2 separate regions of the Homo sapiens genome follow, and region 2 is linked to region 1. Evidence: chromatin contacts called from ENCODE Hi-C or POLR2A ChIA-PET data. All regions are on one chromosome and are shown on one strand. The core of a region is the stretch at or near the end of the contact, and the rest is flanking DNA. Distances in the headings are between cores, read along the strand shown. Region 1 overlaps ENOX1 (ecto-NOX disulfide-thiol exchanger 1). Region 2 overlaps ENOX1 (ecto-NOX disulfide-thiol exchanger 1).

Region 1 (4,196 bases), core at 435-2,934:
CAGGATTTTCACTAATTAATCCTGGTGACCTTGTTACCTAAGATAAGCATGACACCTGAACAAAGCACATGATGGCTGGCGCCATACAATCTGTGCTTTACAATTACCAATATATTATTTAATATGTCTTATTTTCTAGAAGACTGTCTCCTCATTCCAAAACAAAACCAAAGCCAATAGACAAATGAAAAATTAGGAATTATATTTGCAGTACACATGACAGATGATGGGCTAATTTCTCTGTGAAACAAGGGACTCAATTAGTAAAAAGTAACAACTCAGTGGAAGAAAACAAATAGAGAATATGAATGGGCTATTCAAAGAAAAATATAACAGCCAAGCAAAGATGGCCTCATTAATGATGGCAAAAATTAAAATAAGAGAGTATTTTTCAGTTGTCCATTGGACACAATTTAAACAGTTGATGCTATCTAGTGGTGGTGAGAAATTGTTACTCTGTTGGAAGGAGTGTAGCTTGGAATAATAATTTTTGGAGAAGTTTTAGTTCTATCTATACAAGTTAGAAAGTTATAATTGTAAGAAGACATATTGCGTATTTTTTAATTGTTAAAACTCAGAAGTAACCTAAAAGCATACCAATAGGAATATAGGTATTATAGCATACCTGTTCAATAGTACATAAAATAGCCATTAAAAAGAACAAACCCATCTATGTCAATGATACAGAACAATGTTGCATGAATATTATATATGGTATGAGCACTTTTTAATAAAATAGCAAATGTTTCCATATTTTAGGCCTGTACCAGCAAATACACACGTGTGTAAATATGCAGCTGTATATGCTTGTTTATGTGTGGGCTGCACATGAAACTTTTATGGTTATTATCTCTAGCAAGTGGGACTATGGTTGGAGGGAAGCCAACAGTTCTTGCTTAGTTCATTGAACTACTTGAAAGTTTTAGTTTAATCATACCTTACTTTTAAAGAAAAGGCCTAGAGTATATTAAAGCATTTTACTAAAGGAGTTTGTGTTTTAGTCTTTTCCAAAAGTTACTTAGCCCACCAAAATAGATATTTTTTCCTCGAGGTCCATGCTCTTAGCATGTTATAATTTCTGTTGGAATGAAAGTTGTATTATAAACACATCTTGCTAACCTTCTTCATGATGCTAACTCCCAATATTGTTCTGTATGGCACCTTTCCTACTGTCTTATCTTTTGCAACTGAGTTGATATATTCTCTGCAGTTTGGGGTCTTGTTCTGTTGTTCACAGTTTTGGATAGCTATAACGGGATAATTTATGCATACCTCAATAACAATAAAATAAGCATATTTAAATAAGTATTTCTTTTCAGAAGTCATCTAATCTGCCTGAGAGACAGTAAGACCTAAATCTGCAATTTGGGAATTGGGCTCCATAGACTTAGTTTTAAGTCCCTCTGATTCCCATATTGTTTTCCATGTCATACAGAAAATTAAGGTTGTACATGGAATACTGAATTCCATTGCAGTTTATAAAGTGACAAAGGATAAAAATAGTTCTAACTAAAGAAGATGGCTTAGCACTGAAAAGAAAAAAGTATAAAAACATCAAATAAGTATGCATGTGTTTGGAGGAGCCATTTTTTGTGAAGCATTTTGTGAATAAGCCCCTTGCATATTTGAGGATTCAGCAGGCCATAGGGCTGTCTAACTCTAAATGCTGTTCCCCTGCTTCCTTGTACAGGCACAGCTGAATTCTAGTCAGACTTGCCAGCAGGCCAGATGTGTATGAGTTTGCCAGATTTAGCTGACTGAATATTGCCATGAACTGAGAAAGTCTCTGGTAACATATTTTTACTCTGTTTGTGTCATCCTTTTTGTTATGGAAGCCGAGTGGTTTGCAGAGAAGAGAGGTGAGGAATTGGGAGACTGAGGAAAACAGAAAAACTTTCCTCATATTGTTTTGTCCTCATTAACAGGATGAAGTGTGGCAGGGGATATAAGTAGAGGATTCAGTGACAGAAAATACATACTCTTATCAGAAAGATATTTCAGTCCCAAAGATTATGTTGGCCAGCCTGTAAAAGGAAATCTGCTACTTTATAAAACAAATCCAGTTGCTTTTTATAAAACTCTACTTCTCTTTAGTCTCTGTATCTTTCATTGATTTCTCATCTATAATTCACCATAAGGATCCATTTTCCCTTTACCTGGAAGAGTGAAAAAAAGAAGAAAACAAATGAATCGTCCAGTCTGTTTAATGTTGAAATGTAGAAGTGTCTCCTTGTCACCCAGGCAAAAATAAATGAAAGCCTGCCAGAGCAACTAAGGGAAATAGTGACTAATTCCCAATGATCAGGGTTAGAAATGCTAGACTTTTCCTGAAGCCAACACAAAGCAGACCCATCCTAGAAATATCCTGGCTCCTTCAGAGTGTTCTGCTGGAATCTTAGTCCAACCTGGTAGCCCATCCAGTATTGCTTTGCCTTAAGGAAGTGAACAACCAGCTAATTGTTTTCAAATTAACTGCTGCTTGAATAAGGACACCCAGAGGAATAGTTCAGACTGGAGACTGCAAAATTCTTCCAACCAGTGAAGCCCCATCATTAACACAACAGCTGATGGCCTTTCTGCTGAAAAACTGACAGTAATCAGAAAGGTGCTTATTGGGGAGCAGAAGGGGCAGCTGTTGACTAGCAGCTGGTTCCCTAGTAAAGATGTGTCCTGTTCTTCCCAGTGGTACCAGAATCAGCAGATGCTGCCTTCTGGACAGCTCAGCACCAGGTTGGTTTCCCAGCTCTCAGAATGACCACAGAAGCAGCCTTCCAAGTAGCATGTACTCATGGTGCAGCTCTCATGGATGGGACCCCTCTAAGTCCTCTTGTGATTTCCCTCAGTGGGACACTGGGCCTAGATTTGCTTAAACTTCTTAAGACAGGAGATAGTGTGAGTGTGGGAGAATAGCAGTTGTAGTAAGTAGTACACACCCTATCAGCTATGATCTCCTAACCAACAAATCTTCGTATATCTTTTTTCTCATCATTATTGAGGTTTTTTTTGTACTTACAACCACAAAATGAATTTTTTAAAAATTTAAAACTTCTGTTAGAGACAAGATCTCACTGTGTCACCCAGTCTGAAGGGCAGTGGCATGATCATAGCTCACTGCAACCTCGAATGCCTGGGCTCAAATGATCCTCCTGCCTCAGCCTCCTGAGTAGCTGGAACTATGGGTATGCACCACACAAAATGAATCTCCTGTTTTCAGCTCAACTACTTATACGGTTGGAACCTGGCTGGTGAGGTGGAAGTGGGGTGCTATTTCTAGGCCAGAATGAGGCTCCTGAACCAGCAAGACACTAGGTTCCATTTAGACCAGGAAGATAAGTCAGAGCCACCCTGCTTCTCATTTCTGCCTTTCTTGCCTCTCCCAGGCAGGAGCTCCTCCCTTAGGCACTCATCCCTGTTCCTGTGAGGAGGTTTCTGCTAAAAGAACCATCCTCCCAGTGCCCCTTTCCTGAAATTGTGTCTTGTCCCTGGGTCTTCTGAAACCCCTTTTCTATAAGAAACAGGCTTCCTGATAGCCTCAGACCGCTTTATGGAAACCCCTACCACCTTCTGGCCATACATGAAATCTGCTGCTTCTAGAGAAGATATTTCTTTCTGTACAGTTTTGACTCCCCAAATGGTCTTGGACTTGGACATGGTATCAGAATTCTCCTGACTCTCTATTTTTCTCCCATCTGAAGTAAAAACTTTCCTACCTTAAGATATGCAGTCCAGCCACTGTCTTTCCTGCGTGTTGGGGTGGGACTCTAATGTCCTGACCTACCACTGATCTGCACTGTGAACTCTCTCCTGCTTCGCACTGCACTGTGTGCCTGCACTGGCTTGCCCAGGCTTTTCCTACTGATTGAAGCATGTGTCCTTTTCTTTTTCACTTATTCAAATTCTATGTAGCTCAGGTCTTTTACCCTCTCCCCTAGTCCCTTCCCTGGTAATCCCTGCCAATAGAGGTTTCTTTATAAAAGTTTACTGTAGCCCTTCTTTGGCACGTAGCCATATATGGCACTTGTGACAATCAGCTTTTATATAATTTACATCTTCTAATGTTAGCTAACATTTTAAGTATTGGGTGACTTATGTACCCACTTAGATGGTCAGACTTTTTTTTTTTTTTTGAGAATAGAACCTTCTGGGAACTTTCTTTGATATAATTATCATCAAGCCCAAGCATGATACTCAAGTGT
Region 2 (4,569 bases), core at 2,024-4,523, 130 kb before region 1:
TTCAGGCTACAGACTCTGTTGTATTCTCTAATAATGGAGAAGGACTTAAAATGTTATCAGGGTGAAGTCTAGCTTCTTTTCCTTGGTCTTTCCACTGAGAGCCAAGAACAGACATGCAAAGTGGGATGGTTTGGGTGGTGGAGAAGAAGCCTTGGGCAAAGCAGAGAGCATGGAAAATTGCAAAAAATGGAAGTGAAAAAGAAATGCATTTGATAATGAATCCTTTGAGTGTTGAGTGTGTGTATACAACGACAGATGTATATTCATATTTATATTAAGTTCATATGTGTATAAGATCACATAAAATGTTTGATGCAGAATATACATTTCTCCTATAGAGAGAGCTTGATTTATGGACACAAAAGTAAATGGAAAAAATGAATATTATGACACATAGCCCTAAAGCAGTCCATCTGCATGGTAATGAAAATCTGGCTTTTTCGAGAAGCTGATTTTGCCATTTTCTCTTAAATCCAATTTGGCTTATTTTTCATCTAAATATCAGAGGCACCAAATAATGTCAGCTTGTCAGAGATGTGCTCAGTGCTTAATGATGAAATTTGTACTCACATTTCTACATACATTGATTAAGTATCTAACACAGTCTCGTTTTATTTTTGTTTTGTCATTCTTCTACTTTGCTGGATCTTCCTTTTACCTCTTCAGTGTATCTTCTAACATTGGTGTTCTTTGGAGCTCTGACCTTGGTCTCATGCTTTATAGTTGCCTGAATCACTTTTATTCATTTTCATGCCTTCTTGACCTCTCTATGTATTTTTGACTCTGGTGGTAGATCCTGGTAGCTGTTCACCAAAATTCAGTCTACTCCTGATCCTAGAAACAAACACAGCTAGACTGCATTTGTCACCTCTCTGGAAGTTCGGATCCCTCCATAGAAACCTCCTACAAATGCTTGTCTCTGAACTTTCCTCCTTTTGGCTGAGTAGGATGGATGCTGCCATCAGATGGGCTCCTGGAACAACTGTCCTCCCCCAGCCCTGGCCTGAGTTCTGTCATCATATGAGAAAGAAATACTTATTACTGAAGCCACTGATTTTTGTGGCCTGTTAGTATATTTTAGATGACCCTAACTAAAACAACTTACCTAGAGCCCAGATCTTTTTTCCTGAAACTGAGATCCAACTGTCTAACTGCTTATTAGACACATCTTGGGTGATATATTTCAGGTATATTGAACTCAGCTTGTCTAAAACTGGTCACTGCCTCCTTCCCTCTGACCCTGCTCCTTCTCCTGTGCCCCTTTCTCTGCAAATAGTAGCCCCGGACAACCAGACGCTGAGTTCACATACTTGGGAGCCATTTTTACTATTCTGATTGCCACACTCCTCATTTAATCCAGGAGTTGGCATGCCCTAGCCTTGGGTCGAATTTGGCCTATGGCCTGTTTTTTTGTAAATAGGTTTTTATGGGGACACAGGCATGCTCATTCATTTATATATTGTCTATGTCCACTTTCTCACTAAACAGCAGAGTTGAGTAGTGGTGACAGGAACCATATGGCTGGCAAAGGCTAAGCATTTCTTATCTAGTCCTTTGCAGATAAATTTTGCCAACCTCTCATCTGGTCAATTGCCAAGGCCTGCTAATTCTGTCTAGTATTCTTTTGAACCCATCCACTTCTTTCCATTTCAAATGTCACCATTACCATCTTCATCTGGACTACTGAAATAGCATCCTAAGTGGTTTCTACACATCTAGTCTCACAGTTTTATAATCCATTCTCCATATGGCACCACAGTAATCTTGCTAAAAGGAAATGTTGAAGGTCTACTTGTTGCAGTTAACCTCCCGTTAATGATACCACTCCCAAATCTATGTGACTTTACCTACAACCCAGGTCTCTCTCCCAAAACTCGGATCCAAATGTCACTACCTTGGTTAAAATCCTCCAAAGGCTTCCCATTGCCCTTAGGATAAGGGCAATGGGAAAATAGCTGGAGCCTGAGTTTGCCTTCTCACTTAAACACTAGCCCTCCTCAGTAGCTTTGAGTATTTTGTTTATATTGTGTTCTCTCTAGTTTCTGGGTCTCCTCCTCCCCCTTCCTACATTCTCCTTTCACCTGGATAAGTCTCACTTATCTCTCAGGTCAAAATGTAAAAGGTATGTTGTCTAGAGGCTCTTCCTGATCTCCAGATTGGCTTTGGTTTCCTTCCTGTGTGGCCCATAGCACCCTGTGCTTCATCTGTCATTATAGTTACTACATTTGATTGGCCTTATGATTTATCTCTCTTTCTCCCACTGACTGTAAATTCTGCAAGAGGAAGGGCCACGGATGTACTGAGTCTTGCTGAATATCCAGCCTCCATCATGCTTGGAACATAGCATGCACTGTAGGGTAATATCAAGTGATGTTTCCCGCCCTCCTCTCTCTCCTGCAACTTAAAATAAGAAGAGTGCCTTCTTAGAGTAAGGATTTTAATTGACCTAATTAAGTTCAAAGAAAATAAGTGATTAAGGGAGCCAATCATGAAATAGGCTGGCTTGGTGGGTACAAGTGGGGAAGAGACAAACTCTGTAGAATACAAAAGCAGAGGAAACTATGAGATACATGTGTAACCACACATACGACACTCATTCAGTAACTGCCAGAACATCTGAGACACCCAATACTCCAGATTGACATGATCCATTCCCCCGTCCAATATGACTGTGTCAGCCATTTTCAGTCACAAAGAATAGAGGAAAAAGAACATTACTTTTGTCCTAGTTAGAGAGAGCCCTTGAGCAAATGCCATTTATTCAACCTTTCATTTGTTTGTTTAGCAAATATTTGTTAAATGTGATACCAGATGCTTGGAATACAAATGGTAAGGGAAAAAAGGAGTTATTACACTAGTGAGAAGGCAGACACCTAAAATCTAATTATAGGACAATATGGTAAGCATTGTAATTTAGCAATTTGTACAAAGTGGTGTGAGAGCACAGAGGAGGAATCAAATTCCGTCGTTACCTATTTCTGGCAACATGAAAATGGAAATGTATATATACTTTTTTGTGAGGAGCGGAGGAAGTGAGTAAAGTTCACTTCTCTTGTGCTTTGGTTTTGCATGAGTAGTTTTTCATTGCTGCCTTTTCTACCTTTCTTTGGGGCTGTGATGGAGAGAGTATGCTGTTTTCCACGAGTTTGCTTGGCAGATAGGATAATTCATGCTGCAGGACTAGCATTAGCAGCATTTCTTTGACATACTCGGATGAGTCATAGGAGAGAAGACAGACACTGTTCCCATGATGTCACCACCCCTCCCTGACCTCCCCAAGGAGACACAGGAGGAAAACGCAGTTTCTGTGTGTTGACTACTTGAAATAGCCAAATGGGGAAAATTGCATTTGAATGAGTGTGATACCATGTGTGTAAGGTCTCAGAGTCTATGTGAGAATCTTTAACCAAAGACTCACTTAGCTAAGAACAAACCCTGGTCTTTGTGGGTCAACATTCATATGGTTCGAGTTCAGAACCTCCTTTTGCCTCAGTAAGCCAGATAACACAGAAATGGACTGACATTGTGTTCTTTCCCTGTATTATCTTCACTTTGTTAAAAAATAAGGAACTCCTGCATTTTTTTTCTGCTCATCTTTTCCTTCATCTTTCAAAATTTATTGGATGTAGGCTAATCCTGATAGAAAATATCATTGACCACTGATAAGCAGAAGTAATTGATAGCATGCATTCACATCCCATCTCTGATTAACAGGGGAGACTTGAATGAGTTACTAAAGCTTCCTACACTTTGATTTTCTCATCTTAAAAAATGAGAATATTAATACTACCAGTCTACCTCAAGATATTATCATGAGGATTAAATGAGATAACACAAATAAAGTCCTGGTATATCCCGAGAGCTACTTAAGGTTATCTTTTGTTATTAAGTCCCAATATCTAAGCTTTACTGATTTGTTTCTTCTTTGTTTAGAAGGTCAGGTGCTTTTCCTTTGCTATTCCAATCATGACAGTGGCAAGAGCCTGCTTAAAGATTATCCCTAAGGACTCATACATGACTTTTGACTCCTTGGTTGCTGTATGTTGGCCAAGACTTCACATATATTAAGAGATTTCTGAGTGTTTCAACCATGTAGTGTGTGTGTGTGTGTGTGTGTGTGTGTGTGTGTGTGTGTTTCCTTCTGGGATTTCTAAAGGCAGTGACAAGTCTGTTAGATTCTTGAGGAGGGCTAATTTGATAAGTAATGGGTATGCCTCCCAGCAGGCAAATGTGTTCTCATTTCTCAGAATGCCCAGGAGAAAATACTAGCTGAGCTCAAAGTTGAGCTTACAGTCATCTAAAAGTCCAGAAGGAGGAAGACAGCAGAATAATACAGATGTTCATAATTCATTAGCTTTTATCCTACCACCGGCAACTTAAAAAAAAACCTGTCACCATATAATGCCTTTCTTTCAGAATTTCCTTTTGAGTTCAGGCCTTACCTATTTTAGGGCATGAGTTGCCAAGTGCACTGACTCATTTTTTCATGATGTAAGCCATGAACAGGTTACTGCTCAGAGGCTGGAGGACCTACTTTAGGCCAGCAGCGAGGTACGCACATGGCTGTCA

Evidence for each region. A loop is a pair of places that touch in the nucleus more often than their neighbours do. ChIA-PET counts read pairs that join two places held with the same protein, here RNA polymerase II (POLR2A). Pooled maps may share reads with other maps.
Region 2: a loop to region 1 is called in a map of posterior vena cava, with 2.0 times the contacts of the local background. The contact joins two enhancer-like sites. A Hi-C loop is called at or near these places in 1 of 168 maps with a recorded cell type or tissue (posterior vena cava) and 2 of 50 pooled maps. POLR2A ChIA-PET finds 5 or more read pairs at or near these places in 2 of 52 experiments (H1 and HEK293T).

What each region holds. Positions count from the first base shown.
Region 1 is chr13:43,556,656-43,560,851 of GRCh38, reverse strand. The region is part of intron 2 of ENOX1 (ecto-NOX disulfide-thiol exchanger 1); the gene reads left to right. Among named protein-coding and RNA genes, the nearest start is that of ENOX1-AS2, 110 kb to the right of the region's middle. Within about 2 kb of position 1,684, at least 3 of the 41 ENCODE cell types and tissues checked have a DNase peak (open chromatin) inside an H3K27ac peak, as active enhancers do.
Region 2 is chr13:43,685,440-43,690,008 of GRCh38, reverse strand. The region is part of intron 1 of ENOX1 (ecto-NOX disulfide-thiol exchanger 1); the gene reads left to right. Among named protein-coding and RNA genes, the nearest start is that of ENOX1, 99 kb to the left of the region's middle. Within about 2 kb of position 3,273, at least 6 of the 41 ENCODE cell types and tissues checked have a DNase peak (open chromatin) inside an H3K27ac peak, as active enhancers do.